Regions from separate parts of the Homo sapiens genome. Here region 2 is linked to region 1. The links are chromatin loops, found by intact Hi-C in ENCODE. Cell type or tissue: Caco-2. All regions are shown on one strand. Each heading gives the region's core, and the rest is flanking DNA. Links, peaks and the distances in the headings are about the cores only.

Region 1 (15,768 bases), core at 4,895-12,894:
TTGGAGGTGGGGCATGGTAGGAAGTAACTGAATCATGGGAGTGGATTTCTCATGAATGGTTTAGTACCATCCCCTTGGTGCTGTTCTCATGATAGAGAATTCTTGCAAGATCTGATTGTTTAAAAGTGCGTAGCAGGCCGGGCGCGGTGGCTCACGCCTGTAATCCCAGCACTTTGGGAGGCCGAGGCGGGCGGATCACGAGGTCAGGAGATCGAGACCATCCCGGCTAAAATGGTGAAACCCCGTCTCTACTAAAAATACAAAAAATTAGCCGGGCGTAGTGGCGGGCGCCTGTAGTCCCAGCTACTTGGGAGGCTGAGGCGGGAGAATGGCGTGAACCCGGGAGGCGGAGCTTGCAGTGAGCCGAGATCCCGCCACTGCACTCCAGCCTGGGCGACAGAGCGAGACTCCGTCTCAAAAAAAAAAAAAAAAAAAAAGTGCGTAGCACCTTTGCTCTCTCTCGATGTTTCTATGGTCGTGTGATGTGCCTGCTCCCCCTTCACCTTCTGCCATGATTTTAAGTTTACTGAGGCATTCCGAGAAGCTGAGCAGATGCCAACATCATGCTTCCTATACAGCCTGCAGAACCATGAGCCAATTAAATCTCTTTATAAATTACCCAGTCTCAGGTATTTATTTATAGCCATGAGAGAACAGAATAATACAATCAATAAAACCCAAATTCAGTTATTTAGGGTAATAAAATTGATAGAACTCTAGCCAAACTGATCAGGAAAAATGAAAACACAAGTGGACAATATCATGAACACAAAGGTGACATAGCTACAGATTCTATGGATATTGTCTTAGTCTGTTTTCCCACTGCTGATAAAGACAGACCTGAGCCTGGGTAAATTATAAAGAAAAAGAAGTTTAATGGACTCAGTTCCATGTGGCTGGGGAGGCCTCACAATCATGGTGGAAAGCAACAAGCGCATCTTACATGGCAGCAGGCAAAAAGAGAATGCAAGCCAAGCAAAAGGGGGTTTGCTCTTATAAAACCATCAGATCTTGTGAGACTTATTCACTACCACGAGAACAATATGGAGGAACCACCCCCATGATTCTATTATCTCCCACTGGGTCCCTCCCACAACACATGGGAATTATGGGAACTACAATTCAATATGAGATTTGGTTGGGGACACAGCCAAACCATATCATTCTACTTCTGGCCCCTCCCATATCTTATGTCCTCATATTTCAAAACAATTATCCCTTCCCAACCATCCCCCAAAGTCTTAACTCATTTTAGCATTAACACAAAAGTCCACAGTCCAAAGTCTCATCTGAGACAAGGCAAGTCTCTTCCACCTATGAACCTGTAAAATCAAAAGCAAGTTAGTTACTTCCTAGATACAACTGGGGTATAGGCATTGGGTAAATACAGCCATTCCAAATTGGATAAATTGGCCAAAACAAAGGGGCTAAAAGCCCCATGAAAGTCTGAAATCAAGCGGGGTAGTCAAATCTTAAAGCGCCAAAATGATCTCCTTTGACTCCATGTCTCACATCCAGGTCACACTGATGCAAGAAGTGGGTTCCCATGGTCTTGGGCAGCTCCACCCCTGTGGCTTTGCAGTGTACAGCCTCCCTCCTGGCTGCTCTCAGGAGCTGGCATTGATTGTCTGCAGCTTTTCCAGGTGCACAGTGCAAGCTGTCAGTGGATCTACCATTCTGGGGTCTGGAGGATGGTGGCCCTATTCTCACAGCTCCACTAGGTAGTGTCCCATTGGGGATTCTGTGTGGGGAATCACATCTGACATTTCCCTTCCACACTGCCCTAGCAGAGGTTCTCCATGAGGGCTCCACCCCTACAGCACACCTCTGCTTAGTCATGCAGGTGTTTCCATACATCTTCTGAAATCTAGACGGAAGTTCCCAAATGTCAATTCTTGACTTCCTCGTGCCTGCAAGCTCAACACCATGTGTATGCTGCCAAGGCTTTGGGCTTCCACCTTCTAAAGCCATGGCCTGAGTTGTACCTTGGCCCTTTTTAGCCATGGCTGGAGCAGCTAGGATTCAGGGCAACAAGTCCCTAGGCTCCATAGAGCAGGGGAGCCCTGGGCCCACAAAACCATTTCTTTCTCCTGGATAGGAGTGGCTGCCATAAAGGTCTCTGACCTGCCCTGGAGACATTTTCCCCATTGTTTTGGCGATTAACATTTGGCTCTTCATTACTTATGCAAATTTCTGCATCTGGCTTGAATTTCTCCTCAGAAAATGTTTTTCTCTTTTCTATTGCACCACCAGGCTGCAAATTTTCCAAACTTTTATGCTCTTTTTCCCTTTTAAGAGTGAATGTTTTTAACAGCACCCAAGTCACCTGTTGAATGCTTTGCTGCTTAGAAATCTTTTCCATCAGATACCCTAAATAATCTCCCTCAAGTTCAAAGTTCCATAAATCTCTAGGCAGGGGCAAAATGCTGCCAGTCTCTTTGCTAAAACATAGAGTTACCTTTACTCCAGGTACCAAGAAGTTCTTCATCTCCATCTGAAACCACCTCAACCTGGATTTCATCATCCATATCGTTATCAGCATTTTGGTCAAAGCCATTCAACAAGTCTCTAGGAAGTTTCAAACTTTCCCACATTTTTCTATCTTCTTCTGAGCCCTACAAACTCTTCCAACCTCTGCCTATTACCCAGTTCCAAAGTTGCTTCCACATTTTCTGATATCTTTACAGCAGCACCCCACTCTACCAGTACCAAGTTACTGTATTAGTCTGCTCTCACACTGTTGATAAAGACATACTCGAGACTGGGTAATTTATTTATTTATTTATTTATTTATTTATTTATTTTTTTGAGACAGAATTTCACTCTTGTTGCCCAGGCTGGAGTGCAGGCGCAATCTCAGCTCACTGCAACCTCTGCCTCCCAGGTTCAAGCAATTCTCCTGCCTCAGCCTCCTGAGTAGCTGGGACTACAGGCATGTGCCACCATGCCCAGCTAATTTTTGTATTTTTAGTAGAGATGGGATTTCACCATGTTGGCCAGGCTGGTATTGATCTCTTGACCTTGTGATCTGCCCACCTTGGCCTCCCAAAGTGTTGGGATTACAGGCGCGAGCCACTGCACCCAGCCAAGACTGGGTAATTTATAAAGAAAAAGAGGTTTAATAGACTCACAGTTCCACGTGGCTGAGGAGGTCTCACAATCCTGGCAGAAGGCAAAAAGCACATTTTACATGGCAGCAGGCCAAAAAAAAAGTGAGCCAAGCAAAAGTGGTTTCCCCTTATAAAACCATTACATCTTAGAAGACTTACCACCGCAAGAACAGTATGGGGGAGACCACCCCCATGATTCAATTATCTCCCTCTGGGTCCCTTCCACAACACGCGGGAATTATGGGTGCTACAATTCAAGATGAGATTTGGTTGGGGACACAGCCAAACCATATGAGATATTAAAAGGATACTAAGGAATATTAGGAGTAACTTTACGTCAATAAACGTGATAGCTTAGGTTAAACAAATTTCTTAAATGGCACAAATTACTACAACCCATTCAAGAAGAAACAAATCTGCATAGACCCCCATCTATGAAAGAAATTAAATTTGTAGTTTAAAACCCACAAAGGAAATTACAGACCCAGATGGCTTCACTGGTGAATTCCACCAAACAGTCAAGAGAGAAATAATATCAACTCTGTACAAACATTTCCAGAGAGTGAGGAGCAGATAACACTTCCTAGCTCATTCTATGAAGCTGGAATTACCTTGATAAAGACATTACAAAGCATTGTAAGATAAGAAAACTACGTATCAATATTTTTCATGAACTTAAATGTAAAAATCCTAAACAAAAATTTAACAAGTCAATCTAACAACAAATGAAAACGATAACACACCATGACCTAGTGAGGTTTATCTCAGGAGTGCAAGAGTGGTTTAACATTTTAAACACAATTAATGTAATTCACCATAACAAACAAAAAAAGAAACATCGTGATCATCTTTGTAGATGCAGAAAAAGCCTCTGACAAATCCAACCACCATTCCTGTTAAAACATTTTAGCAAACTAGGAATATAAAGGGCTCTCCTCAACCTGATAAATGGCATCAACAAAAAAGACCCCTAGAACTAACATCAAACTTAATGATGAAAGACTGAATCCTTTCTCCAAACATGAAGGAAAAGACAAGGATGCTTGCTGCAACCATTTCTATACAACATTGTATTGAAGAATCTAGCCAGTATAATAGGGCAAGGGGAAAAAATAAAAGGCATCAAGATTGAAAAGGAAGAAAAATTTTTCTTTTGCAGGCAATATAATTGTCTATATTTAAAAGTCAGTGTGATCTATAAAAAACTACTAGAACCAGTAAGTTAGGGTAGCAAATTTTAGAATATAAAATCAATATACAAAATTTAATTGTATTTCTATAAATTAGCAATGAACAATTGGAAATGGAAAAAACTTTAAAAATGACATCATTTACAATTGCGCAAAAAAAACGAAATAAGTAGGGATAAATCTGACAAAATATCTGCCTTGAAAATGATGCAACTTTGCTGAGAAATTAGAGGGGAAAAAATGAAGAGACTTTGTTCCTGGGTCAGAGGATTTAGTATTGTTAAGACATCAATTTTCCCCAAATCTCTCTGTTGAATCAATATGATCTCAATCAAAATCCCAGATGCATTTTTTATCTCTTTTCTTTTTTTCAGAAAATGAAAGCTGATTCTAAAACTCATTCAGAAATTCAAGTGACTTAGAGTATCCAAAGAAAATGTAGAAAAGAAGAACAAAGTTGAACACTACTACTTCGTTTTGAAATGTAGGATATTACCAGTGGGGGTAAGAAGAAGAACAAAGCCTGAATAGTAAGCTTTCTCAAAGTTTCTTCAAATAAAAGGGTGTAAAACACCTGTTGTGTTGGGATATAGTAAAAGATAAAATAGACTGGTGTGGCCTCACGTCAACTGGCAAAGTATCAAACCGACTAAACCAACTATTTACCGGCTATAATCAAAGTCTATTGGGCAGTGAAGGGTCTTGAATATTAGAAACAAGCTGCTTTCAAACTTGATAAATAAAATTTTTTTCACTTCCATATAATTTTTATCTTACCTACTTCTAAAAAAACTTGAAGTAGCTAACAATGAACTAGGAAAACTGCCTAAGATTCATGACCTTACTTTTACATATGTACTTTATACTCTTGCATACTTCCTCAATTCTGCTTTGATTAGAGGGGAGATTACTGAGTGACTTCCATTTGACAATACTAAATAATAGGGAACAAACTCAAGTCTTACATACATTTTCCACTGTCTAGACTTCTTATTTTAGATCCATCTAATGCATGAAGGACAATGGGACATTTTCCAAATCTAGGAGGAGCAACATGTAGCTGTCGTCATAGTCCTTCTTATGTTAGGAAACTTCCTATCATTGTTCCAAGAAGGCAAACACTTGAGAACCACAGTGCAGGAAATTAATGGTTTCACAGAGTAAAAGGCCGTTTGCCATGCAGACCACAGTATCATCAAATGTCTTATGATGATGGCATCTCCTACTCAGCATCTTTGCTTCTTGAGGAAAGTTTGATTCTTTCTAGAGAAGAGACTGGTGACTGGGGATTTAAATTTTCTCTTGGAGTGAAGATTTTCTCCATATTTATGAAAAATAATAGTAGCAATAAATGATACTTAACGTAAGGCCTTAGGGCAATATTTCAGGTGTACCAATGCTTTTCATAGGAGTCAGAAAAATCTTATATATGTGAATCTTATAAGTTGAGGAGTGGGAGGAAATTTAATAGTATCTGAGCTTTAAGTATACTTCTTTAGGATAATAAAGAGGACTTTTCATTTAAAATTTTAAAATAATAATATAGAAGACAAACAAGCAGCTTACACTTTCTTCTTCATGGCCAGGATAAGTATCTTTATCTGTTACAGAGTTTGAATTTTGGAAAATTAAGGGTTGATTGCATTTGAATCCTGTACTCATTTGTATGCTGCCTATAATATCCTTTCAAAATATAAATGTTTTCTTTCTGCCCCCAACTGACTATTGTTCAAACTCCATAGTATGTTTCACCAGAACCTTCATGATGTGGTAAACACTGTTTACCTCTAGCTTCATTTCTTTATCACACACACATATACACACAACATGTTGTATTTTTCTCTAATTTACTCATGAGGTCTCTATCTCTAGAGTGGCTATGAACTCCAGCCCTGTGCTGATGGGGCTCCAGGGGATTTGACCATGCATGTTTAGAACGTGCCTTTCACAGGGTACTTCTTTATCCTGGCTCATTGCCTCATGACTAAGTGTCCCATCTGTGACCGGGTGTCCCTCAAACAGGAAACTCATTTATTCTGGAAGATGCCCTTGTGCTCTTGTCTAACTCGTGTCCAGTTTATTCCTGCCAAGATAGCCATGCTCTAGAGAGCTCTGACCAGGAAAGAAGTTAGGTTCAGGTGTGTTTCTCAAGTGAGATACAGAGGAAGCAACTCAACAACACACAATCTACCAGAAGCGGTGTATTCCTTACAGATCCCAGAGAGCACAGAGCAGCATGACTCACAGGGCCAATGGAAAGAAGGCAGCTATCCAGGACATCCATGCACGATCAGCAAATGGGGAGCAAGACACAGAGACACCTGTGGGCCAAAGCCTTTACTGGAGTCCAGGGCCTTCCCCAGTTAGGTTTCCCATGACGAGTTCTAAGTGGTGGGTTTACAGCAAGCAGATATGAGCTCTGTGGGGTTGTGCCGTGACTGAGAGGTGGTCACTGCACAGTCCATGTGGGGTGTGGGGGTCAGTGGGGTGAGTCAAGCAGGTTGTATCTAGCTGACCCATGGGGAGGGGGTCACCAGGAGGTGGTCATTTAAGGCAAATATCTGGAATAACCACTTTGAGGAGTTGAGAAGACAGAGAACTAGAAACCATGTCAAGGGTGATGAAGCCCTATTTTGGGTATGAAAAAGTCCAACTTTTATTCCAAATGGATGCTGAGACAACATAAAATTATAAGAATTCACTACACTAGGCTACACTCCTTTCTACCAACTTTATCACACCCTCCCTGATTACATATCACCCTCATACCCTATAAGGCAGCTACACGGACACTATTTCAGTTCCACATATGGCCTAGGCTCTCAACAGACCCTTGGCCTTCACCCATGTTGTTTCACCTGCTTAAAATACTATGTTACATGTAATTTTTGTTTGGTTAATTTCCACTGGTCCTCAGCTAGGTGGACATTTTCTTTGAAAACTTCTTAACTGACTTTGCCAATGAGGACTAAGGCTCCTCATATATTCCCCTCTCTTCCCCTACCATAACACTTGTCATTTTTGCAGACTGCATTTTCTACAGATGTCCACAGCTCTATCTCCTATCCCACGTGCTCCTACCTTGCCTCTCCTTCATTATTAGCTGCAAGCAGCAGACGTTAAAGGACTCAAATTCTCCTTCCCTGGAGTCTATTCAGCCTTAATAACCAATACAATGTGACAGAAGTGATGGCCAATGATCTTCGAGGCAGGGCCCGAAAAAGCCATGCATCTTTTGCCGGTTTCTATTGAGATGCTTGCTCTAGGGGAAGCCAGTTGCCACCTAAGAGACACAGTTACCCTAAGGCTATCCTGTTGGAGAGGTCACATGATGTAGGTATTCCTGGCAACAACTCAACAGGGCTCCCAGATAACAGCCAGCAAGAACTCAGCCAAGTGAACAGAGACACCACCAGGTAATTTCAGCCCCTGGCCATTGAGTCTTGCTAGCTGAGCCTCAGACATTAGGGAATGCTGTGCCCTGTTCAAATTCCTGAACTTCAGAGCCATGAGCATCATACAAAGGTTGGTGTAAGCTGCTAACTTGGGGGATAATTTGTTACACGGCACTAGTAGCTGAAATATTATTAGACAAGTGGATGTTTACTCATCAAGGCCATAAGATTCCAGACCAGACTATAAATGCATGAGTGTAGGTGTTCTATGTGATTCGTTTACCATTACAACCTCAGCTTTTAGCCCAGTGTCTGTTACAGCAGGGATTACAATTATAGGGATTTAGCGAACAATCTTAGCCAAATGATAATCTTAACTAAATAACAGATTAATAACAACTTAAATAATAATAATCTTAACTAATTGAATAGATTAATAAATGGATGAATGTGTTCTTAGTCTAGTTTTGTGTTTATCTACCTCTTTCTTGCAGCTCAAATTTGGTGACCTAGCTACAAATTGTTGGCGTACACAGGAATTGTTTTTCCTGTCTGCCAAGTTCCCCATCTTTAATTTCTACTGTGTTCCTTGCCCCAGCATTTAGAATATGAAGTAGCCAAGAGAAAGGCCTTGGACCATGTGGATCTCAGAAAGCTCATCTGGTAGGGCCCCTGGAGTGAGCAGAAGGGGACCAGGGTTGGGTGAGGCGTGGTTGGAGGCAGCACCCCTCTGAAGCCTGTGAACTTGAGAATGGTCTTTATGAGAATGCAGAATCATCCATTAGTAAAGTGCTGCCTCTCTCTTTCCACATACCTTCCTAGGGCACAGGAATTGAAGAGACTGAAGAGAGATGACAATTAGACCAAATCAGCGTATCACCAGCTCCCTGCTCAAGGAGTGTTAACTGGTTGGGCAGGGGGCTATTCAGGTGGTGTGTTGCGTGAGATAGTATCCCTGCCTCAAAAAATCTGTGCCATCTTCCCCTTCTACCTCAAACCCTTTTCCTGCCTTTACATATAAGTGTGTGCATGCACACAAGGCCATGAAGAGGACTAGGGTCTTCCTCACACCTGATTCTATGCAAGATGGATGTAGCCTTCCATGCTGGTGTACTTTTCCCAGTATAGACACAGAATAAGAAGAATAGGGATAAGAATAAGAATAAGAGCAGAAGAGCAAGGAGAAGGAGGAGAAGATGGGAGAGGGAAAGGAAGAAGAGGAAAAGTTATCTTTTATTTGATGTTTGCTAAATGGCATGAATTATAATAAAAGCTTTTTGGCATAATCCCATTTAATCTAATAACAACAACAACTCATAATTTCCAATTTGTAGATGAGGAGACTAATGCTCAAAGAGTTTAAGCAACTTGCTCAAAATCTCACATAGTTGGTAATTGTTGGAGCCAAAATTTTTAGCCAGGTTTGGCTATCTCTAAATTCCTTTCTCTTTCCATTCAATGAATCTACAGGGGGTTCTAGTATCACCTGGAAGTATCCAAACAGCCCACAAGGAGCAGTGCTCAAACTGGATCATGATGTGGGAGTCACTTTGATTCTGACGCTGTACAGAATTGAATTCCTTGTTATAACACCTGTTTGAATTTTGCTTCTCCACACACTGCTCCTTGGATGCCTAAGCACAGCCAAGAAGAACTCCTAACTTACCTAAAGTCCAATGTCCTGGCGATGCCTTGAGGATCAAGAATTCAGGGTATCAGAGTCCAACACAGTGCATTGCACCAAAGAGGAGCTGTTGAGTAATTCAGTTGATGGCTGTCAGCCATACATTGCTTCATGCACAAGAATGCATGTGTTACTGGCAAAAGAAAAGTGACTTCCTAAGATCCATTCTAGTTCAACCACGTTAGTTGTCCTGATCATAGCAGCCACTGTGAATTCAGTTGGTTTTGTTAACTCCCCATGATGCAGTATGTACACAAACTCTGTTTGCTAAGGCAATGCAGAGTCAGTAGTTTATTCAATGTTTACAGAAAGTGATAAGAAAATCAAGGACTAGAATCAAGTGTCTAGGCTCCGGATCAAGTTACTCCAAGGTTGCAAGGAATTTTCAGAGGCATTTCATAGCTTCTTAAGAATGCTTTCTTGAAATAAAGCCTGGGGCCGGGCACAGTGGCTCACACCTGTAAATCCTAGCACTTTTGGAGGCCGAGGCGGGTGGATCATCTGAGGTCAGGAGTTTGAGACCAGTCTGGCCAACATGGCAAAACCCGATCTCTATTAAAAATGCAAAAATTTAGCTGGGCATGATGGCGCGTGCCTGTAATCCCAGCTATTTGGGAGGCTGAGGTAGAAGAATGGCTTGAACCCAGGAGGCAGAGATTGCAGTGAGCTGAGATGAGCTGAGATTATGCCACTGGACTCCAGCCTGGGTGACAGAGCAAGACTCCGTCTCAAAAAAAAAAAAAAAGAAAAGAAAAGAAAAGAAAAAGAAAGCAAGCTTGGGTTGCTGAGATTATGGCCAGCATTCTATAACTGAGTCTGGGATTGTAAAGTAAAGAAGCACCAGCACCTCCTTTGAATTGTTTTGTTTTATTTTTCCAATTCAGCAAACATTTCCTGGTCATCTGCCCTTTTAGAGCTTTGCCACTTAGCCCTATAGAGGACACTAAGCAATAGGAAACATAATCACTGCCTTCAGAATATTACAATCTGTTGACAAAAATAAGTCTTCAACTAACATGCCCCAGAGGGTGAGAAGAGCCTGGCCCTAAAGATACTCACAAAATGTGAGAGAAGTAAGCAGCCCAGAGAAGTCTATTCCAACAGGCAGTTATGTATTTCATTTTGATCATGTGTTTATTCTTGTGGTTTGATTCAGTATGACCTTTGGAGCCTCACTTTGGACTAGACATCGAGCTACAGAGTGGAAATAATTGATCTTACATTTTTTGTTTAACTAGTTCACTATACCTAGTAATTATGGAAAAGTTGCATATTTCAACAGATTCCTTTGTCATTTACTACTCTTTGGTGGGTCAGAACATAATAGTTCACAACATATACATGCTGATTTTTAGATCTCAAAGTCAGAATATAGGGTTGAATATGTAATTATAATAGATAACATATATAAATTATGATAACATATATGTTACTATGCCAATAAGTTGTACTTAGGCCCTTATATACTTCATGTGGCTACTTTCTCTTACATTGGGGAAAAAATATAAAACCTCTCTCTTAAAATCCTACTATTTAGAATAGATGTAAGAAGTCAAATTGTACCCTCCACCTGCTCAGCTGAGTGGCAGAGCTCTATCTTTAGAATGAAAAATCCAGACTGCTGAGTGGTGATAATTTAAATTCTCCAAAAGAGAAAAGTGGGAAGTTAGAACAAGTATGAAAGAAATGAATGAAAGAAAACAAAACATTAGCTCCCAAAGAAAAGATACAGGAAGTTAGGGAATTGAGAAAGAAAGAAAAGATAGACCAAACACTGTTTGAAACAGAACAAAAAAATTCTGAACAGAAGCCTGACTTACTATAATCCATTATATCTTTGCTGATACACCCAAAATAGGATTCAATTTAGTTCCCAGTAAATGACACCAAACACCAAAAACAGCTAGTGACTCACAACTTAGAAAATCAGTTGAAAGCGCTTTCCAAATAGATCTGAGTTTATACTTAGTATTAATAGAACTGTTTCCTTTTCCTCTAATAATAGGTCAGAATATACAATAGCATTCTCCAAGATCTAAAAAAAAAATTTTTTTAAATATCACATTTCTATTTTAACATGAAATTCTCTTCTTTTGATTTTTTTTCTAGTTAAGTGCAGAGAGCATTACAAAAGCACTCAAAAAGCTATTGAATCTTGATGTTTGAGAAAGAGGAATGAGTTATAATTGTGGCATGATAGTAGAATGAATTACAGAATGAGTCACAGCAGTAAAAATAGTATTACAGATGGTGCTTTAATACCTTAGTACTTTTCCAGTCTTCAAGAATTCACTGTCAACATCCCCAATTGTGGTCCACTGTAGTGGTGGTCACATTTTAAATAGCCCCTTCTTTATTGAGTCAGTGTTTTATTGCAGTACCAGTGCCTTTCTCACTTGACTTTCAGCTTGTAGTCATTCACCACATAAAAATACCAGAAGGAATAAGATGATTGGATGAAGAATGCAGAATAATAACCATGTAAGATGTAATGTGCCATAAATGCGGTGTACACATATTACATATTATGGCAAAACCTTAGTAATTGCCTGTCTGGTTTAATTTTCAGCTGAGTAAAGGGAAAAAATTCTGAGGCTGTGCTATCTTTTCCTCTATTATTATTATTACAAATATCTGTATTGGTCAGGGAACCACATAAATCCATCACTACAGTTTTTACAGTTTGCAGAGTTTCTGGACTTGGAAGCTAACCTAAGGTAAAACACCCAAGCTCAGCTTTCCAAAGTTTTCTTACGTTTTTCATCAGAAACGAATTTCAAGTTAACCTTTAGATCCTAAGAAACAAGAGTTTCCCATGAAACTGTGGGCTAGCTAAACCCCAAGTAGGGAGGGGCGTGACCAGGGCGAGGATATGGTGTTCTCATTCCCTGTTGGCAGATGTGTTAGACACGAATGGCCTTCTTGAATCTGGGAGTCTTGCTGGGGCACCCAAACCCGGAAGAGAAAGAGGCTTCATGATTTGGGGGGAGGAGAGACTGGGGATGGTAAATGCCCAGGCAAAATTCTGGTGTGTGCCAATTCCAGCCTCTCATTTTTCTCCCCATACCTCTCTTATCTTCCAACTTAAAGTCTGAGAAGAGCTTGACTTGAGAGCAGCTCAACTTTCTCAAGGACACAACTCAGCCCATGAAAGAGCTGTTGTTCAGATAGATAAATATTCCACAGTCTCTGATGCTCCATATTGAAATTCATCTCCTCCTGAGATTCTGCACTCTGGGCTTCTAAAATCAGTTCCATTCCAAACTCCTCTGTTACTTCATTGCCTTTATCTCAACGGTTCTAGAAACATTTGGGGCCCCACTTTGACTTGAACATCTGTGCTGTACTCTAATCTGCTCCGTGGCCCTTGCCCGGCATTTGTTCCCCCTGGTCCTTTCTTGCACAATGACATCCCTTTGTGTTGATGACCTAAGATCTCTGTTCCAAGGGCTTCACTGACACACACATTTTATTCGGTAAACACTTTTTTATGCCTGCTGCTCAAGATTCTACTCTTGGAGCTCGGCACATACTCCCGCCTTCAATGAGAAATCCACAGTCTAGTGAGAGGGAGTGAAAAATAAAGCACAGGAGAATAGAGGCTTTGGAAGGAGGTGACACAGGGTGCTATGGGGGTGTGTAGAATCCAGGCCAGGCTAGGGGTGAGGGAGAGGAGGGCATTGGGAGGCTTCATGCAGGAGGAGACACCTGAGCTGAGTCTTTTTTTTTTTTTTTCTGAGACCGAGTCTTGCTCTGTCACCCAGGCTAGAGTGCATTGGTACGATCTTGGCTCACTGCAACCTTCGCCTCCCAGGTTCAAGCCATTCTCCTGCCTCAGCCTCCCAAGTAGCTGGGACTACAGGCATGCGCCACTATGCCTGGCTAATTTTTTGTATTTTTAGTAAAGATGGGGCTTTACTAGGTTGGCCAGGCTGGTCTTGAACTCCTGACCTCGTGATCTGCCCACCTCGGCCTCCCAAAGTGCTGGGATTACAGGCGTGAGCCAGCCATCGCGCCCGGCCCTGAGCTGAGTCTTGATGCACATGCAGTAAGAGGTAGCCAGGCAATGACCTAAAAGGGGAAATGGGCAGGAGGGTGAAAAGGATACTGGAACAGATAGAAAGAGAATAGCAGCGTGCATAAAAAGATGCTGATTAAATACTAGAAATTTTAAGTGCATAAAAGTGAATAAGGAGACAAGAGAGGAAGGTTTTTAAAAGAGTTGGCTATGAGCCCTTTCCTTTTCAATGGGTCCAAATAGCTCGTCTTAATCGGATTAGGTTTGCGTAACACAATACCATAGACTGGGTGGCTTAAATAACAGAAATTGATTTTTTGCAGATCTGGAGGCTGGGAAGTCTAAGATCAAGGTGCCAGCAGATTCAGTGCCTGGTAAGGGCTTGCTTCTTGGTTGGCAGATGACTGTCTTTTTGCTGCATCTTTACATGGAGGAGAGAGCAAAGGCTCTGCTCTTTTCTTCTTTCCCTAAGGGTACTATTCCCATCATGGCGGCACCATCCTCATGACCTCATCCAAACCTAATCACCTCCCAAAGGTCCCATCTCCAAATATTATCACATTGGAGATTAGGGCATAAACATATAAATTTTGGGAGGACACAAAAATTCAGTCTGTAATGCAGTTTTTACTAACAGAGAAATAAATGCATGGTGCAGAACTGACGAATTTCTCACCTGGATGCCATGGACTGGATCACAATAAACCACAAAACTGCTCTTTCTTTATTTCATCAAACCTGTGATCAGTTAGCAGGGCTCTAGTCATGGCTGATCGCACTGTGTAATTAGAGACCTAAGATGGGCTATGGTTCGAATGTGTGCTCCCAAAAGTTCATGTGTTAGAAACTTAACTGCCAATGTAACAGTAGGAAGAGGTGGAGCCTTGCAGGGGTGATTGGGCTGTGAGGGCAGAGCCCTACAAATGGCTTCATGCCATTATCACGGGAACGCGTTAGTTCTCATCAGAGTGTGTTGTTCTAAAGGCAAGCTCAGCTCATTCTTGCGGTCGCTTGTGCTCACGTCTGCCTGCTGCTTTTCTACCACGTACAGCAGCATGAAATCCATTTCCAAAAGCTGTGGACATGCCCTTGGACTTCCCAGTCTCCAAACCATGAGCCAAATAAACATCTTTTAAAAATAAAATAAAATAAATTACCCGGTCTGTGGCATTCAGTTATAGCAATAGAAAACAAACTAAGACAAAGATAGTCTTTTATTATTGAGGCATGCAAAGAGAGGCCTCTCCAGAAATCCACTGCCTTGCCCAGCTCAGGGCTACAGAAGACTGACACAGCTCTTCCTGGCATGGGTGTTAACAGTCCCAGCTAGACTTGAAAGAATTGTTCCATATCCCCCCTGCTGTCAGGTGATTCATGAGCTGCTATTCCTCCATCTCTCTGGCCACCTGATGTCATGGGACCCCCAGCCGAGAAACCTATGATCTAATGCTAATTGAAGACAGGAAACCAACCTCACACTGCCTCCTTTACCTCAGAAGAAAACTCTTTTTCTCCTGATACCTTAAAACGCATATCTGACTTTCAGGTAAATGTCAAGGTTCACCAGGTTGTCAAGTAAACCACAAAATGTAAAGATTACTATGAGGGCTGAAAATTTTAATTGAGTCTGTATGAAAGGAAATGTGCCAGAAATATAGATCTCATTGGTTACATAACCATCAGTGTAGTTTATAAACAAAATCTCAAGTTCCCTTAAAATAGTATGGTTATTAGGAAGGAAGCAGCTGATGATGTTTATTTTTCTCCCATCAAGAACCGGGTCTTAAGCTGTAGAAAACTGTCAGCATACAAGTATTTGCCATCTTTCAGCACAATCCATGTTGGTGGGAAGAAGGCTGATTAGAAAAAGAAAAAGACACAGTGTACAAGAAAGAATATATGTACCAAAAAACAAGGTCAATAATGAAGCAATGTGGCTAACCATAACTTGGCTTCTAGGATTGAGATTCTGGACCGTTGAGTAATTGTGTTCCCTTTGCTCTAAGTCCCATCTGTCTTGTTTTGAACCCCTTTCCTGGTGGTTTGTGTGGTGAGCTAACCACTCAACCAGCACTGGGCATCACTGAAGTCTAAACACACAAACACCCTCAGGGATTCGTTTCTAAGCCCTAGAGGGAGAGGAGCGCTGGTATTTCACAGGTCCAGCTCTGGAATTCAGTACTGTCTCTAAACAGGAAGAAGAGATGTTTACAACTGCTGTCTGGCTCAGGGGCCAGCCTGTTTCTCTGAGATGTGTTTGGCAAAACCGGAATTCTAAATTTGATGCAGAAAACAATCACTTGATATTTAAAACAAGGACTAAATGTTTTCCTATTCATTCCATATTCAGCCTTAGTTACTTAGAGGGGTT
Region 2 (15,768 bases), core at 2,634-10,633, 160 kb after region 1:
GATTATTAGATCCCAAATCTTTCCTCTCTTGCAAGAAGAGTTTGCCATGGTCATTAAAGCCATGGCACTGGGTGAGGTCATCATCCATGTGGTGACTATTGCTAGAGAGGAAAACTCTGGAATCTAATGGTCTCAAATGCCTTTTTCCCTCCTCTGTAACCAAGATTCTACTCAAGTTCCCTGATCTACAATAACAGGATGGCATTTGAGCCATTCATTCATTCATTCATGCATTCAGCAAATCCTGACCACCCTCTCACCATGGTCAGGTATTGTTTTAAGAGCAGGGGACACAGTAGTGAACAAAACAAAATCCCTACTCCCACAAAGCTTATATCCAAGCCAAAGAGACAGGTAATCAGCAAATAAACACAAAGGTTGTAATAGGTTGTCAAGGAGTAAGGGATTTCAAGAATAAAAATAAAATAGGGTAAAGAGATGGAGAATGCCAGGAATGCTAGTTTAGATAGAGTATTTAAGGATGTTCTTTCTGAGGCTGCAATGGTTGAATAGAGACTTGAAAACAGTGAGTGAGGCGACAGCTGGGCAGCTAGTAGAACATTCCAGGTACGGGACTGGCAAATGCCAAGGTCATAAGGTAGAAGTTTGCTCAAAGTGTTTGAGGAAAATAAAAGAAGCCTGTATGGTTGCAATAAAGAGATCGCTGGAGAGGCATCCAAAGGCCAAACCATATAGGGCATTGTAGGTGATCATAACGACTTTTCTGTATATTCCAAGCGAGATATGAAACCACTGGAGAGTTCCAGAAGGAAAGTGACAAGATCTGACCTTATTTAGAAAAATCACTTGGGCCGATATACCTAGAACAGATCACCAGGGAGCCAGAGGGAAAGCAGGACAGCCAGCGAGGAGCTGTTGCCGTAGCTCAGGAGAGAGATATTGGTGGCTTAGATGAACAAGGAAGGTAGTAGTCAAAGAGGCAAGAAACAGATATGTGATATATGTTGAAGGATGGGATGTAGGGTTTAGGTTCCATGCCATGAAAAAAGTAAAAAATGACTCTAAAATTGGTTATAGCAAAGGAGAATGCCATTTACTGAGATGTAGAACCATGGAGAAGGTTGGAGGAGGGACAGCAAGTCTGTTCTGGACATGTGAAGTTGGCATTGTCTATGAGATATCCAGGGTTCATGTTGAGCAGGCAGTTGTATACACACAGCTGGGCTTCAGAGGAAGAGTCAAGGTTAGAGAGACTTCCGTTTGTGGTCATCACTGTCTGCATGGCCATTAAAGCCATGGCACTGGCACCATGTGGTGACTTGCTAGAAAAGAGAAGAGGAGCATCCAAGAAAAGACAGTGAGAGGGAACAGCCAGGGTTGTCGGAGGAGTATCTGGAAAGCATGGTAACATGTAAGCCAAACTGTAAAATTGCTCCAAGGAGGGAGTGAGCAAAAGTCGCTGAGAGGTTCAGATGGCGTTTTTAATCTCTACTATTTATTACTGAATTAAAGGAGATGAACACCTGAAACCATGTATTAAAGTACCTTGTGCTACAGGTCAAGTACCAGAAATCTTGACCAAAAATAGCTTAAGCAATAAAAGCATTCATGATGTCACATAATATAATTCTCTGAGAAGAGTAATTCTGAGGGCCGGGCACAGTGGCTCATCCCTGTAATCCCAGCACTTTAGGAGGCCGAGGCAGGTGGATCACTTGAGGCCAGGAGATCTAGACAAGCCTGGCCAATATGGCAAAACCCTATCTATACAAAAATTAGCTGGTTGGGGTGGTGTGTGCCTGTAATCCCAGCTACCCAGGATGCTGAGGCACAAGAATTGTTTGAACCCAGGAGTTTGCAGTCAGCCGAGATCACATCACAGCACCCCAGCCTGGGTGACAGAGCGAGAGTCTGTCTCAAGATAAAAATAAAAATAAAAATATATAAAAAAAGAGTAATCCTGAGGTTGGTTATCTCATTGGCTCAAACATATCAAGGACCAAGATTTCTTCATCTTTGGGCTCTGCCACCCTGTTGGCCAGGTGTGGTGGCTCATGCCTGTAATCCCAGCACTTTGGGAAGCCAAGGCAGGAGGATCCCTTGAGTGCAGGAGTTTGAGACCAGCCTGGGCAACACAGGGAGACCCTGTCTCTAAAAAGATAAAAACAAAAGAAAAAACGGGGGGACTGCTGTAGCTCCAGATATCACATCTTCTCACACCAATGTCCAGAGGTGGAATAAAGGGAATAGCCTTTCATTGTGTCTCTTTCTAAGAGTGAAGAAACTTTACCAGCAACCTCCTGCATAATTATCTTTTCAACGAACCCAGAACTGTACCATGCACCCATGTCTACGACAATCCTGGAAGGCAGAATGATAGAAATCGATATCACACTTTAGGGCTGGGGAAGAGCCCAGGGCCTCTCAAAGGACATGGCTGCTCTGAGGAAGGTGGAAGAAGTCAGGGTTCTGTAAGCAAGAAAGAAGACTTAAAAGGGTAGTTCTTGGTTCAACAACTGATACCATCTGCAACACAAGCATTTGGGCATTCTAAACATGCCTATCTTTCTTCCACAGCAATGATACAAATATAGGAAGTTATGAATAAATATTCATTATCTCTCAGCCAAGAGGACAAGGTTTTCCTTTTCAGGCTAGTGTTTGAGCAACCATTGAATGCTTATGCATGTCGTAGAATCTGTGGGTTCAAAGAGGCCTTGAAGGTCCATGTATCCTCAATATAAAATCCCCATGACTTCTTGTATTAGAAAAGATCCCAGCAAGACATACAGGACACACTCAGATTATCCTAATGTAACAGGAACTCAGAGGATTTGATGCCAGGACTAGCTACAAGTGAGGCCAGGGCTTGGCAAACACCAAGGGCAATGCAGTGGCCAGGGCTAGTGTCAGGGAAACCTCCCTCACCATGCCTAGGAGGCAGAAGAGGGCTCCAAGCGTGGGGCCCCCAACAGGAGTCAAGACCATTGGTTGAGGGACATAGCCAAGCCACAGTGGCCTTGTACGGATGGGAGAGGCAGGGGAAAATGTCCAGACTTTACTTCCTTCTCCACTCAACTGGAAGCCAAAGGGCAGAGGAGCCGCCCAGTGGAATAACTGCAGGTCAGACTCTGGGGTGCAGAGCAGGGGAGAAGAGGGTGGAGATGGCACCGGAGGAGCAAATGGAAGACACCCAGTCCTCCCCATGGTGGGGGCCAGCCACTCCTCAGGCTGCTCATTTCCCCTGGCCAGTTCTGACTGCTGGAAAGTTCCCAGTCAATCCAGGGTCCATGCAAAACAGGTCTAACTCTTCACTTACATGAAAATACTTTAGATAGAGGACAACAGCCCACACACCTCACAGCCAAGTGGTGGAGTGAACAACCTTGAGATGTTAGTTTAGTTCCTTGGCCCCAGGGTACCCAGTGTCTGATGGAATTGGAAAGCTAAGGTCTCCATACATCTTCCCCTTGGCATGTTGTTTCTCAGCTGGAGGTAATTGCATCCCCCACAAGACACTGGCAATGAATAGAGACATTTTTCACTGTCAAAAATGGTGGAAGGCATGCAACTGACATCTAGAGGGTAGAGACCAGGGATGATGCAAAACATCCTATAATGCACAAGGCAGCCCCCACCATGAAGAATGATCTGGCCCCAAATGTCAATAGGCCAAGGATGAGAATCCTGCCCAGGCAGGAGCTGAGCCTGGACAAGGCTGTAGCTGCAAGACCTTTCCCGGGAGCCACCCACGATGTTTCTCTGGGACATCTTTGTTTTCAAGGTGAGCTAATGCTGAAATCTGTGTTTTCAAGGTAAGATAACGCAAAACAGTGCTAGAGTCCTTGAAGAACTGGAGGGAAGGAATAAGCAGCAATGGAGTTTCAGGGGTGCGGGGAGCGGGAGGAGATGAGAGCTGTTTGTTTGCAGTGGGAATGGCAATTGTTGAATTTCCCCTTGCCTGGCCCCGGCTTCTCAACTAATGCAAGGGGGAGCCCTGAGCCACCCTTGATATCCTGCGAGCCATCCTCACATCACAACATCAGCTTTCGCAGGCAAGCATGTAAACAAGAAGACCAGCCACGAGAAACATAAGAAAGAAATAAAAGTTGTTTGGTCTTCTGTCAGGAACAGATTGTTGGAATATTCCAACCCCAGTCCAAAAAGAACAACCAACAATAACAACCGGGAGACCGCAGCCCACGCTGAGACACACGAAGCCTTCGCTTTTCCCGGTGCCGCGGACCGTTTCCAGGAGAACGCGCCGCTGGCATCGTCCTCTGTTTTTGCCATGGCCTGGGGAGCTCTAGTGTTTGTCCAAGCACCCGCATTAGGGCCAAGAAATATGAAAATGTCATCTGTGAGCATGAATCAGGAGCAAGTGAACTTCTCATCTGCTGAAAGTCAGCAGGTGTGAGTATTCTGACAAACATCTGCAGTCCTGCAGCAATTCCTCATTTATTTGGCATCAACAGATCAGCTGGAAATATCATATTTTAAGTGAATCTTCCAGATAGCTCAAGTTCACCCTATTAAAGAATATCCTTAATGATGTAGCCTTTTAGGGTGAAGACAACTTTCCAAAAGGTATCTATTGCCTTTACTTCAATCAAGTATATTGACAATATTTCTATTTTTTAACTGGCTCAGAATAATGAGTATAATGTAATAATAAAAATAATAAGATGTCTGCAGACCTAGGGGTAGTTTGCCCAGACATTAAATGAACCCAGATCAGAACCTTTTTCCCCCTGCTTTTTTTTTTTAACTCTTTATCCTCCCTTTGTGTAGCTGTCAGCTGCTACTCTTTACTTACATCTCCCGACCTGTCCATCTGTAATCCCTGCCTTCTAGTAATTGCCGCTGTGGGCTAGGACAGTGGTTCTGAATGTTGGCAGCATGCTGAAATCTCCTGGGTCCCATCTCCAGAATTGTGTTTTCACTGGCCTAGGCAAGAGGACAGTTTGCAACTCCCCAGGTGACTGTGTTGAGTAGCCAAGGCTGAGAACCACTGAGATGGGAAATCCAGTATCTTATCTGTTAGAATTGTGCACAAAATAAGAGTTAATATGATCTGAGAGATTTTCCTACAAATAAGCTTTAGTGTATAAACCTTTGGCATGTATTTTGAGCTCTTCGAATCTGCAACTTTCTCATTCTTAGCTGTACCTCAGCAATGTGACCTCAAGCTAGGAGAGAGGTAGAAAGGACCAGTGGTTAAGTGTTTGGGGTCTAGAGCTCAATTACCTAGGTTCAAACCTCAACTCTGTGGCCTCGAGCAAGTATCTTAACCTTTTTGAACACCAGCCTCATCTATAAGTGTTGGAAGGACTCAGTGAGTCAGTGCACAGAGAGGGCTGGGGACAGGGTCTGGCACGTCACAACACTCAGCACAGTCAGCGTTACAGGCAGGGTCTGGCAGGGTACAGAATTCGCTTCAGATGAACAAGGAGGAGAGGCAGAGGTGCGAACTGGGAAAAGAGCGCAATTCAAGGCTACTGTGGTTCCCAGAGGCTGGCGAGTGAGAAGCTTGACTAGCCTGGACAGGAAGCGGGAGGGGAAGAAGATGTGTTATGAGATCCCAGGGAAAGCTGAGGCTGTGGAGAGAAGCAGGGAGGCAGCAGAGAGGAAGCACCCGACTCCCATTCTCCCTCCAGCCTCCGACCTCTTGCAGGAGCCTCCCTCCCGCTGGCTGGATCCAGTGAGAAGCCAGGGAGTGGAAAAGAAGTGGCCCTCAGGCTCAGCTTCTCAAGAGGCAAGGCAAGGCAAAGGAAGAAAGAGAATGAATCTGGGTGGGTGGGAGGCAGGCAAATGGAGAAGAACCAGCCGAGTTAGCTATTACTAATCATTCCGTAGCTGGGAAGTCACCAAAGAAAGTCCCTATTGCCCTAGAGTGGGTGAACGCTACACAACATCCGCTGTAGAATCAGAAAGAGAATTGCCCCTCAAGTTCCCACATGCTGGAAGAAATGTGCCTCCACCACAGACCTTTAGCACCAAACTGAGATGGTTCAACACTGCTATGGGCAAAAGTCCAATTTTTTAAGATGTCCTAGCCTCCTTGAGAATCTCAGGGCTGAGGGCAACGTGCCTCATCCCTGTGGACTAGTTCGCGCTGCTCTCTGAGCCTTTTCTCACCAGCTGGCCTCTGTCTCTTTTCCACCCCCTGCCCATGCCTGTCAGAACTCAGACCTCCTAGCTCACTTCCTTTGCTAATTGAAACACATTCCTGAGCCCCATTTGTAACATGCTTTGGAATTTCTTCCTCCACCACTTCCCCACCCCCAAACGCCACCTCTCTCTTCTCACTCATGAATGTTGACCTTTTGTCTAATAAAAGCTTCATTCTTCCAACCTCCCACTATTGACTTAAGTAGCCATTCTTGGCTGTGTTTACATTTGCTCTCCAAAACCATAGTCTCACTACCTATCAAGTACTCAGTGGTGTAAGTAGAGGCAGAAACCCTTTTCTTCCAGCAGCTTCCATTTTAAGTGTAAGGACAAGAGACATTGCTCAGAGTGGCTGGTGGCTTTCCCAGTGGATGTCTTTGCAGCGTGATAGTTCCGCCCCATGCTTTGCCACTGCACCATATTACAAATGAAAATTAGTCACTTCCAGATGCACCCCCCGGGCATCAGAGCCCTCTTGTACTGTGCTGGTACACTTGCTTCGCTGCCTTGGAAACTCTGCAGTGACTCTATTTTCATTTCCATCACTAGTTTGTTTGTTTGTTTGTTTGTTTGTTTCCAGATCCTGTAACCAAAGAGCTATTCCTTTGCCAGGATCTAATTGAACTATTCATCCTTGTTCCTCCATTATGTTCCTTCCAAATTCCTTTGAATCCCTCTTTCCCATCACATATGCATTATGCTATAATAATGGCCACTATTTGGCTCTGTTTTCCCTTGGAAGCCTGGCACATGTTACTACTGTGCTCTCCTGAGTAAAGAGAGAAGGTGGAACCAATCCTGTTCCCCTCTGGTACTCAGATGCCCTTCTGCAAAAGCATCAGAATCAGGGAACCAGGACCTCCAGAAAGAGCTGGGTTTGAAGTTAAAAAAAATCCTAATGAGGTTTGACTTGGCAGAATTTTAAGCACTGATTTGGGTTCAGGTGGGCCAAAAGCGTGAGTAGCAGCAACAGCAGCACCCTCTGTGTACCCACTCCCTGCAAACCCCTGTTCTAGGCCCTAGGAATTCCATCAATCCCTACCCTCAAGGAACTTACATTTTAGATAAGGAGAGAAGACTCAGCATGTGTGCGCGTGCGCACACACACGTGCACACACACATGCACGCACACACACACGTGCACAGGTGCACACACACGCATGCACACATACATGCACACACACACAGAGCCAATAATGCAGGCTAGCATAGAATGAATGCCAATTAAGTAGTAGCTAAATAATAATAATTAACTTGCATTTAAAAATCTGTAACACAGGCATTTCTCTTAATCAAGACTCATTTTCTCCCAGGTAATTTCCATTTTAATTGGTATTGGTGGAGGTTTTAATTAGATTTCTTAATCTATCTCTGTTTCTGTTTGCACAACTGAAAGATGTCTCCCACTTCCAAATCTAGCGTATTGTTTGAAATTTTGAATTTATGACATCTCCACAAATTTACTATAGATTGATCCATCAGTATCTAATGATGTCTTGAGATGATTTCTTATGATTAAAACACTTTAAAGTAGTGATTATCTAAAGTAGAATCTAACTTCCCGTTTGAGGAGGTTGAAACATGTGCTTCCTATCTTCGGTTCTCATTTTTTTTAATGTGGGTGCTGCTTTAGCAAAGCCAATAACTACAAGAACATCCTCCCCCAGTTTGAGTAGATGTGTCACCAGAAAAGCAAAAGTCCAATGCTGAGTGATTTGAGTGGCTTGGAAGAATTTCCCAGCTTGCAGCTTATACTGAACGAGCATTAATACAAGTAAACCATTAACTCATCAGTCACACCTGCTCTGTTTGCTCTGTGCTTGTTTCTATCCTAGCACCCTTGACAAAGTGCTGAGCTTGCTGCCTGTGGGCATGTCGGCCTCCTTGCTAGACCATTCACTAGCTGAGAACATGCAGGAGGTCTTTTAAAAAAAATTTTGTATATATATATATGTGTGTGTGTGTGTGTGTGTATGTATGTATTTTAATTGACAAATAAGAAATGCGTATATTTTATGATGTACAGCATGATCTTTTGAATGTTTGTGCAATGGCTAAATCAAGCTAATTAACATATGCATTAGCTGACATATATCATTTTTTTAGGGTAAAAATATTTAAAATCCACTCTCTTAGCAATTTTCGAGTATGCAATACTTTACTATTAACTATAGTCACCATGACACACAATAGATTCTCTGAACTTACTCCTCCTAACTGAAATTTTGTATCCTTTTACTAACATTTCCTCAATCCCTGTACCTCCTCTCCCCAACCTTAGCCTCTCATAACCACCTTTCTACTCTCTACTTCTATGAGTTCCACTTTTTTACAGCCTGCAAGTAAGTGAGATCGTGTTGTATTTGTCTTTCTGTGTCTGGTTTATTCCCCTGAGCAAAATGTCCTCCAGGTTCACCCATGTTGTCACAAATGCCAAGATGGCCTTTTTTGAGGATATGTAGTATTCTACTATCTATATGTCCTGCGTTTTCTTTATTCATCTACATTTATTCATTTATCCATTGGACACTTAGGTTGATTCCATAACTTGGCTCTTGTCAATGCTGCTACAATGAATATGGGGGTGCAGAGAGCTCTTTGACACACTGATTTCATTTCTTTAGATTTGTACCTAGAAGTGTGTATATATCTAGACCAGAATGGAATTGCTGGGTCATATGGTAGTCCTATTTTTAATTTTTTGAGGAATTTCCCTACTGTTTTTCATAAGGACTGTACTAGTGTACATTTTCCCCAGCCGTGTGTAAGGGTTCTTTTATTCACATCTTCACCAACACACATCATTGGTTTTTTCATGCTTTATTTTTTGGTAATAGCAATTCTAACAGGTCTGAGGTCATATATTATTGTGATGCAGTAGGTATTATTCAGCTTGGTACAGTGAGTACAGCAGAGAGTACAGTTCCCAACAGAGAGTACAGTGCTCTGTGCCCAGCAGGCCCAGAAGTGGATTAACGAGTTGATTGAATAACTGATTAGTGGGAAATAAGGAAAGCATTAATACTCCCAGAGAGCAAGGATAGACCTAGGGGTGCTTGTGAGAAACCAAGGTTGATCTACAGCATTCACAGCCTGGTGAAAGGGGCCCAGAGTGTGGCACCAGCTGTAGCCCTGTCTGCACTGAGGGCCAGGTGAGTGAGATGTGACTGGGTACCCCTTCCAGGTCCAGGGAAGAATCTGAAGAGTGGGGCCCACATCACCCTTCAGAACATAAGACATGGACACTCCCTGATCACAGGGACAGCCCAGGTCATTTAGCCCTATCCCATACCCCTTTATAACAAAATACTCTATTATTACTTCCGTAAAACTTGGAAATTGAGATATGTGCAAATGAGGGTATGTTCCAAAAAGCTCCTAACAAATACTAACTCCAATTCTCATCTGGTTCTTGGGCTTGACATAGAGAGGGAGAGAGAGTGGAAAAAGGATTTGGTCTCAAAACAACTTTTGGATTTTGCCTGGAAACAGTATCTCGTAGCATGTTCATTGCAGCCTTTGGCTGAATTCTTTCATTAGAAAGAGGAAAAGCACATTTGGATGTTGACGTGACATTCAGGTAGGCAACATTTCTTTGCTCGACTTGGGAAAATGCTAATGAAGAAGAAACCAATCCTATAAAAAGAGGTCAGAGTACGTCAAAGTACCTGTCCACCCCCATAGTCGTTTTCCTTAATCTTGACATCTGAATCACTTGCTGTCGGGTGAACACAGGAATTTTCCAGGGAACAATCTCATATTGAGTGAGGCTCTACTCACGGTTGCCCTACATGTCATGGGTGTCCATTTCGGCCTTCCATTGTATGAACAATGCCCAGGGTAATTCGGATCTTGATAACATTGACTCACAACCTCAAATAAATGAAGTCATATCAAGCCACTGGCAAGACGGAATCTGCCGGCCGGAAAGGGAGTAGAAGGCTAGACCACAGGCGGGGACTGTGTGGAGGGCAACACAGGTGAACGCACACAGATAGGCGCAGTCCCCGGCCGTTCGCACCTCAGCATCGGTGGCACTTGTCATGATTCAGGTTGCCCTTGCTTTCAGCAAATTCAACCCTTTTGAATGCTTGTTTTTATAGAAACTAAATTAGAGAGGGATTATTCATTTACAAACAAATTGTTCATTTTAACCAGAGTCTTAAGTAACTGATACCTCTGTGCTAGTTATAATTTTTTTAATCTCAACTTGGATACACATTTTCAAGAATATATCTATTAGGTAAAGTACACTCACATAAGGAAAAGTAGATGGTTAATTGCCTGGCTATTTAATTCCCAATATCATAATCTTGGACACTCCTTTCAATAAACCTTCACCTAGCCAATTCCCAAGAAATCACTTCCTCAAGTGAGTTAAACTGGGCAACGGTTAAGCAATAGGAGTGTCTTTTTTTCAGATGCCAGCACAGAGCCACTTGTCCCTGTTAATCACGAAGACTGGAAAACAAGCAGAGCTATGTGACGGATATATTCACCAGACCCTATCTCTGTGGGAGGCGGTGTTTTGGCACAGACAGGCTGATGATTTCAGGGTCAAGAGGGAAGTGATTAATCAAACTGGGAAGAAGACAGAGGAAAATCCAGCAAACAGCTATGAAGAACATATAAAAACAACAACCACCCAATATCTGTATGGGTAAACAACGCTCCGTTTGCACACTGGAGAATGCAATGAAGTGTGACCAGGATGAAGCCGAAAACAAAGAAATGATGCTTCCAACTGCGGCTCCCAGGCATGGCTTTTCTTTCTGCACCTTGGAGACTCCTCTGCAGCTCCATTCTCATCCCACACCTCCAGGGTCTGTGCACACCAAGGCAGGTGGAAGGGGAGGCAAGGAACTGAGCAATCTGAGGTTAGGTGGGGGAAAGGAAACACACCTTCTACTATTAGTGCAAAACGAGAATTTTCCCAGTTACCGATCTTGAAATAAATTCATCAGATGATAGCGTTCTCCTTCTTCTTTTGCCCCTTCTTTTGCTCACACATCCTACCTTAATTTGAAACATTGCAATGAAAGAGAAATGTAAAAAGCAAATCTAGACCAAGCTGCGTTCAAATGTGCATGTAGCCAGAAACCTTAAAAGTAGAAGGTGATCATTTTGTTTTGTTTGAATTTTTTAAAAAGTATAACATCTGTCAGGTACTGACTGTGAATTCTACATCTTGTACTGAGTCGCCCCTCTCTTCTATGGAACATTAGAAAGCAAGAGGAACTACCATTTGTGATAGACGAAGACAGATTTGCAGGTGGAGGGAGTGACAAGACCTGATTTGTTTTCTGCACATAATGAGTAATCCTTCAGACACAGAGATCCTCATCTGCAGCACGAGAGAAAAGGTAAACCAAGTCCCCAGGCTCAGCACCCATGGAAAGGAGCAGAGGGAGAGAGTCCTCTGAGTTGGCACACGAGTTCTGCACCGGGCTGTCCTTTGATATGACAGCTCTCTTCTGTGGTGGGGCCACCTAAGAAGTGCTTGGGAAAATATCTTGATAGGAGAACTAGACGGAAACATGCTTTCAGAGAAGGGATGTGTCTTGTTGCTTATTGTGGTTTTTCAATACATGAGCCTAGTTTACATAGCAGGGGCCCAAATGCAGCTCTGTATAATATTGTCATACTTCAGCTATGTGCGTGTTTATCATTTCTTTACCAACAACAGCTGGAGAAAATGGCTGAGATTGGAGAGGAGGGAGCAGAGGTAGAGAGGAAGTCAAAACCTTGGAATGGATGACATACCACTTCCCCAATGAATGAAGCTGCAGATTCAGCCACATGTAGTTGATGTCGCCATGTCAAGACTGCATTTTTCCTTCCAAACACAGAAGTATGGGGTAAACTTAATGCAGGACTATGAAGATGAAGCCATTGAGGCCCAAGACTTTATCTTGATTTCTTCAATTCCTTGGATATGTTTACTCCCTCCCCACACTGGGCCCTTGTAGCTGCTTAGACTGAACCTACTGGCCCTTCTCTTGCTGGAAAGTTGCCCTCCAAGAAGTGCAAGAGCTCAGATTGCACCTGCTAACTGTTAAGACCAGACTTGGCCAGGCTACCAGATCTTTCTGCAACAAGGCCAGCTTCACACTGCCTGAGCAGACCTTTCTGTTCTGCCAAAGGCAGCTGAAGCAGGGAAAATGGATCAGCAAAGGGATCTGGGCCAGGCGCAGTGGCTCATTTCTCTAACCTCAGCACTTTGAGAGGCCAAGGTGGGAGGATCACTTGAGGCCAGGAGTTCAAGACCAGCCTGGGCAACAAAATGAGACCGCATTTCTACAAAACAATAAGGTTAAAAAAAATTAATCAGGTGTGGTGGCAACTGTGGTGCCAACTCTTGAGACACTAAATCGGGAGGATCACTTGAGCCCAGGAGATGGAGGCTGGAGTGAGCTATGATAGCACCACTGTATTCCAGCCTGGAAGATAGAGTGAGACCCTGTCTCAAAAAAAGTAAATAAAGGAATCTGAACTTGAAGAATGGGCCAAAAAAGAGTGATACTTGACTGCGGTTCCTCTTTGCCTGTGCCGTCACCTGGGATTGGAATTCTGCATTTCCCACCCCCAATTCCCTTCTCCAGTCATCTAACTCCTCTGCTTCCTCCAATACTCAGCTAAGGCATTACCTCCTCCTAGAAGCCTTCCCTGAAATCCTCAAGCAGTTCTCTTTCTTTGACTTCCCTCTTTGGAGCCTCAACTGTCTCTTTGGGTTTGTCTGTCCTGCTAGACTGAACGTAAATAACTAATGAGGGTATCTGCATGGAAAGAAACAGACCCTTCTAAGTGCTGTGTTAAGTAACTTCACTGAACCAGATGAGAGCATTAGAGCAGCTGCTTTCTAGGGTTTTGCCAGCTCCTGTATGCGGACGTGAGGCTGCTGGGGATGTTGCTATTAGTGATAAAGTTAAGGGTCCAAGAGGTTCTTTGCTTCACGACTACGTCATTGGAGGCTGATAAGCCATGGCCAAGTGTGTTCAAGGTCTCCAGCTGTCATAAAAGTGTCTGCTTGTTTATTTTAGGTAGATAAGTGTTGCTATTATTCCTGGGATGGTAGGAAAAGCCGGGGGCAAGAAATCACTCTGTGAAGATATATTGAGATCCCTGGAACATTTAAAAAAAAAAAAAAAAAAGGTTGAGGGGAGGGAGAGAAACCACATAGCCTGCATTTGGTGATACTGTAATTCTAGCTCCCTTTAATTACAGTTAATCACTACTTACTATTTTGTAATCTAAGGTAATGAACACTGTAGCTTTGCTTGCTAATTGAAGTTGACAGAATGCGAGAAAGCGCCCTATGGCAAACCCCTTTCATCAGGAGAGTGTTTTATCTTTGTTTATCAACAAGAGAGTGGATTTTTTGTTTGTTTATTTTAAGGAGTCACACTCTGTTGCCCAGACTGGAGTGCAGTGATGCGATCTCGGCTCACTGCAACCTCTGCCTCCTGGGTTCAAGCAATTCTTCTGCCTCAGCCTCCAGAATAGCTGAGAGATTATAGGCACGCACCACCACACCCGGCTAATTTTTGTACTTTTAGCAGAGTCAGGGTTTCTCCATGTTGGCCAGGCTGTGCTACAACTCCTGACCTCAGGTGATCCACCCGCCTTGGCCTTCCAAAGTGCTAGGATTCAGGCATGAGCCACCGCATCCGCCCAAGAGTGTTTGTTTGTTTGTTTGTTTGTTTGTTTTTTAATGGTTTACTCTAGGTTTAATTCAGAGGAAGTAAGAGATTATTCTGCAGAACACCCTTGGGTATTTAACCTGGCACAACTCAATTAATAAGTGATCCATTTTACTATTACAAACTAAATTTATCTTTGGAAATAATGACAGACCGAAACAACCCAGAAACTACATATATCTATTTTGTATGAATTAAAAAGGAAAGAAATCACCAGAAAGAAAAAAAAAGAGTTATTTAATTGAGTGCATGGCCCCATAAGGGCAATTGGAAACCTGTATTTAAGTTTGTATGCAATTTTGTGTATGCATTTTCTGGAAAGAAAAGTCATACTTTATTCAGATACCCAAGGAGGTCTGTGATATCCCCTCTGCCAATCTCAACTTAGATATTAGTGTTTAGTGAATGAAATAGTCCATAAACTAGATTGACTATAAATCTGGTAATAATGTTGTAAAATAAAGGTTTTCCACGCTCTACAAAAGAAAACCAAAACAAATAGCATAGCTATAGTTCTCTCAATCCTCATCCCCAAATTCTCTGCAGCTCCCTAAATAGCCTAAGACACCAGAGAAAGTCAGAAATTTATTGTCACAGCAGCTAGAATGACCTGTCACCTAACCAGACAAAGTCCAGAGCAGAACTGAAGGAGCAGAAGTTCTTAGAAGGTTTACCTTGCACTGCCATCACTCACTTCCAGCCCAAAACCTTTAACAGGTACTTTGTTTGTAGTGAATGGCTTAACTTCACTGAATTGCAGTTAACCTCAAACGTTTGGGTTTTTTGTTAAATGTTTTAAGACGAGAGGAAAATAGCACTTTTACGTAATAAGAAATTTCAGATACTTGACCTCTCTAAGTTCACAAATTCCCATTTTAATTTTCATTTTTACTGAAATTTCTTACAGAGAAGTAAAATCCCTCTTCCTAATTTCAAGCTGATTTAAATACCTCTGAAACCAGGTTAAAACCTAGGATATGATATAGTTCTCCCATTTGGGCCAGTTGAAATAAATATAAATTTAGCCCTTTTTCCCCAAATATTGGTTGTGTGTGTGTGTGTGTGTGTGTGTCTGTGTGTGTGTGTGTGTGTGATGGAGCTTCGTTCTTGTTGCCCAGGCTGGAGTGCAGTGGCCCAATCTCGGCTCACTGCAACCTCCGCCTCCTGGGTTCAAGTGATTCTCCTGCCTCAGCCTCCCAAGTAGCTGGGATTACAGGTGCCTGCCATCACGCCAGGCTAATTTTTGTATTTTTAGTAGAGACAGGGTTTCACCATGGTGGCCAGGCTGGTCTCAAACTCCTGACCTCAGGTGATCTGCCCGCTTCGGCCTCCCAAAGTGCTGGGATTACAGGCACGAGCCACTGCACCCAGCTGGTAAATTCTTTATTATCATTAAAAGCCAACAATTTTGACTCAGTCTTATTCTATATATCTGTTCTTTCATTCTTCTTGTATTTCAATGAATGCTTCTATAAGTATACTGACTTCAGCCAGGAGTGGTGGCTCCCGCCTGTAATCCCAGCACTTTGGGAGGCCAAGACAAGATCACTTGAGCCCAGGAATTTGAGACCAGCCTAGGTAACATGGCGAAACCCCGACTCTATTAAAAAGCAATACAAAAGTTATGCAGTCTCGGTGGCGCATGCCTGTAGTCCCAGCTACTAGGGAGAGTAAGGAGGGAGAATCGCCTGAGCCTGGGCAGTTGAGGCTGCAGCAAGCCGAGATCGCGCCACTGCACTCCAGCCTGGGCGACAGAGTGGGGCCCTGTCTGAAACAAAATAAAAGTATATTATAGATGCCGTTTTTACCTTGACTCACTGACATCCAGTTTCAGAGCCAGCAAAGCTGAGGCCCAACTCTGCTGTGGTCTAAATCTGTTGTAGGGTGAAGCCTGAGGGTCAGTTTGGTGCCCCCTTTTACTTTTCTCTACTTAAAT

What was found. Hi-C counts contacts between places; a loop is a spot of excess contacts. Peaks named below come from ENCODE experiments on the same cell type or tissue, not always from the same donor. Only the 100,000 strongest peaks of a DNase experiment are listed, where the experiment ranks them.
Region 2: it touches region 1 in a loop (7-fold over the local background); 5 of 110 quality-filtered maps call a loop at or near these places.

The regions. Positions count from the first base shown.
Region 1 is chr6:11,428,786-11,444,553 of GRCh38, reverse strand. The region is part of intron 1 of LOC105374928 (a long non-coding RNA gene); the gene reads right to left. It overlaps LOC105374929 (a long non-coding RNA gene), which reads right to left. Exons shown (of 3, transcript XR_926485.3): 3 at 14,994-15,253. Among named protein-coding and RNA genes, the nearest start is that of TMEM170B, 100 kb to the left of the region's middle. In Caco-2, for the core only: no CTCF peak of the experiment used is centred there; DNase peaks (open chromatin) are centred at 9,493 and 9,813.
Region 2 is chr6:11,267,883-11,283,650 of GRCh38, reverse strand. It overlaps a transcript of NEDD9 not described here. Among named protein-coding and RNA genes, the nearest start is that of NEDD9, 43 kb to the right of the region's middle. RefSeq lists enhancers at 5,734-5,833, 5,844-5,893, 5,994-6,063 and a silencer at 5,961-6,255. In Caco-2, for the core only: no CTCF peak of the experiment used is centred there; DNase peaks (open chromatin) are centred at 6,200 and 7,940.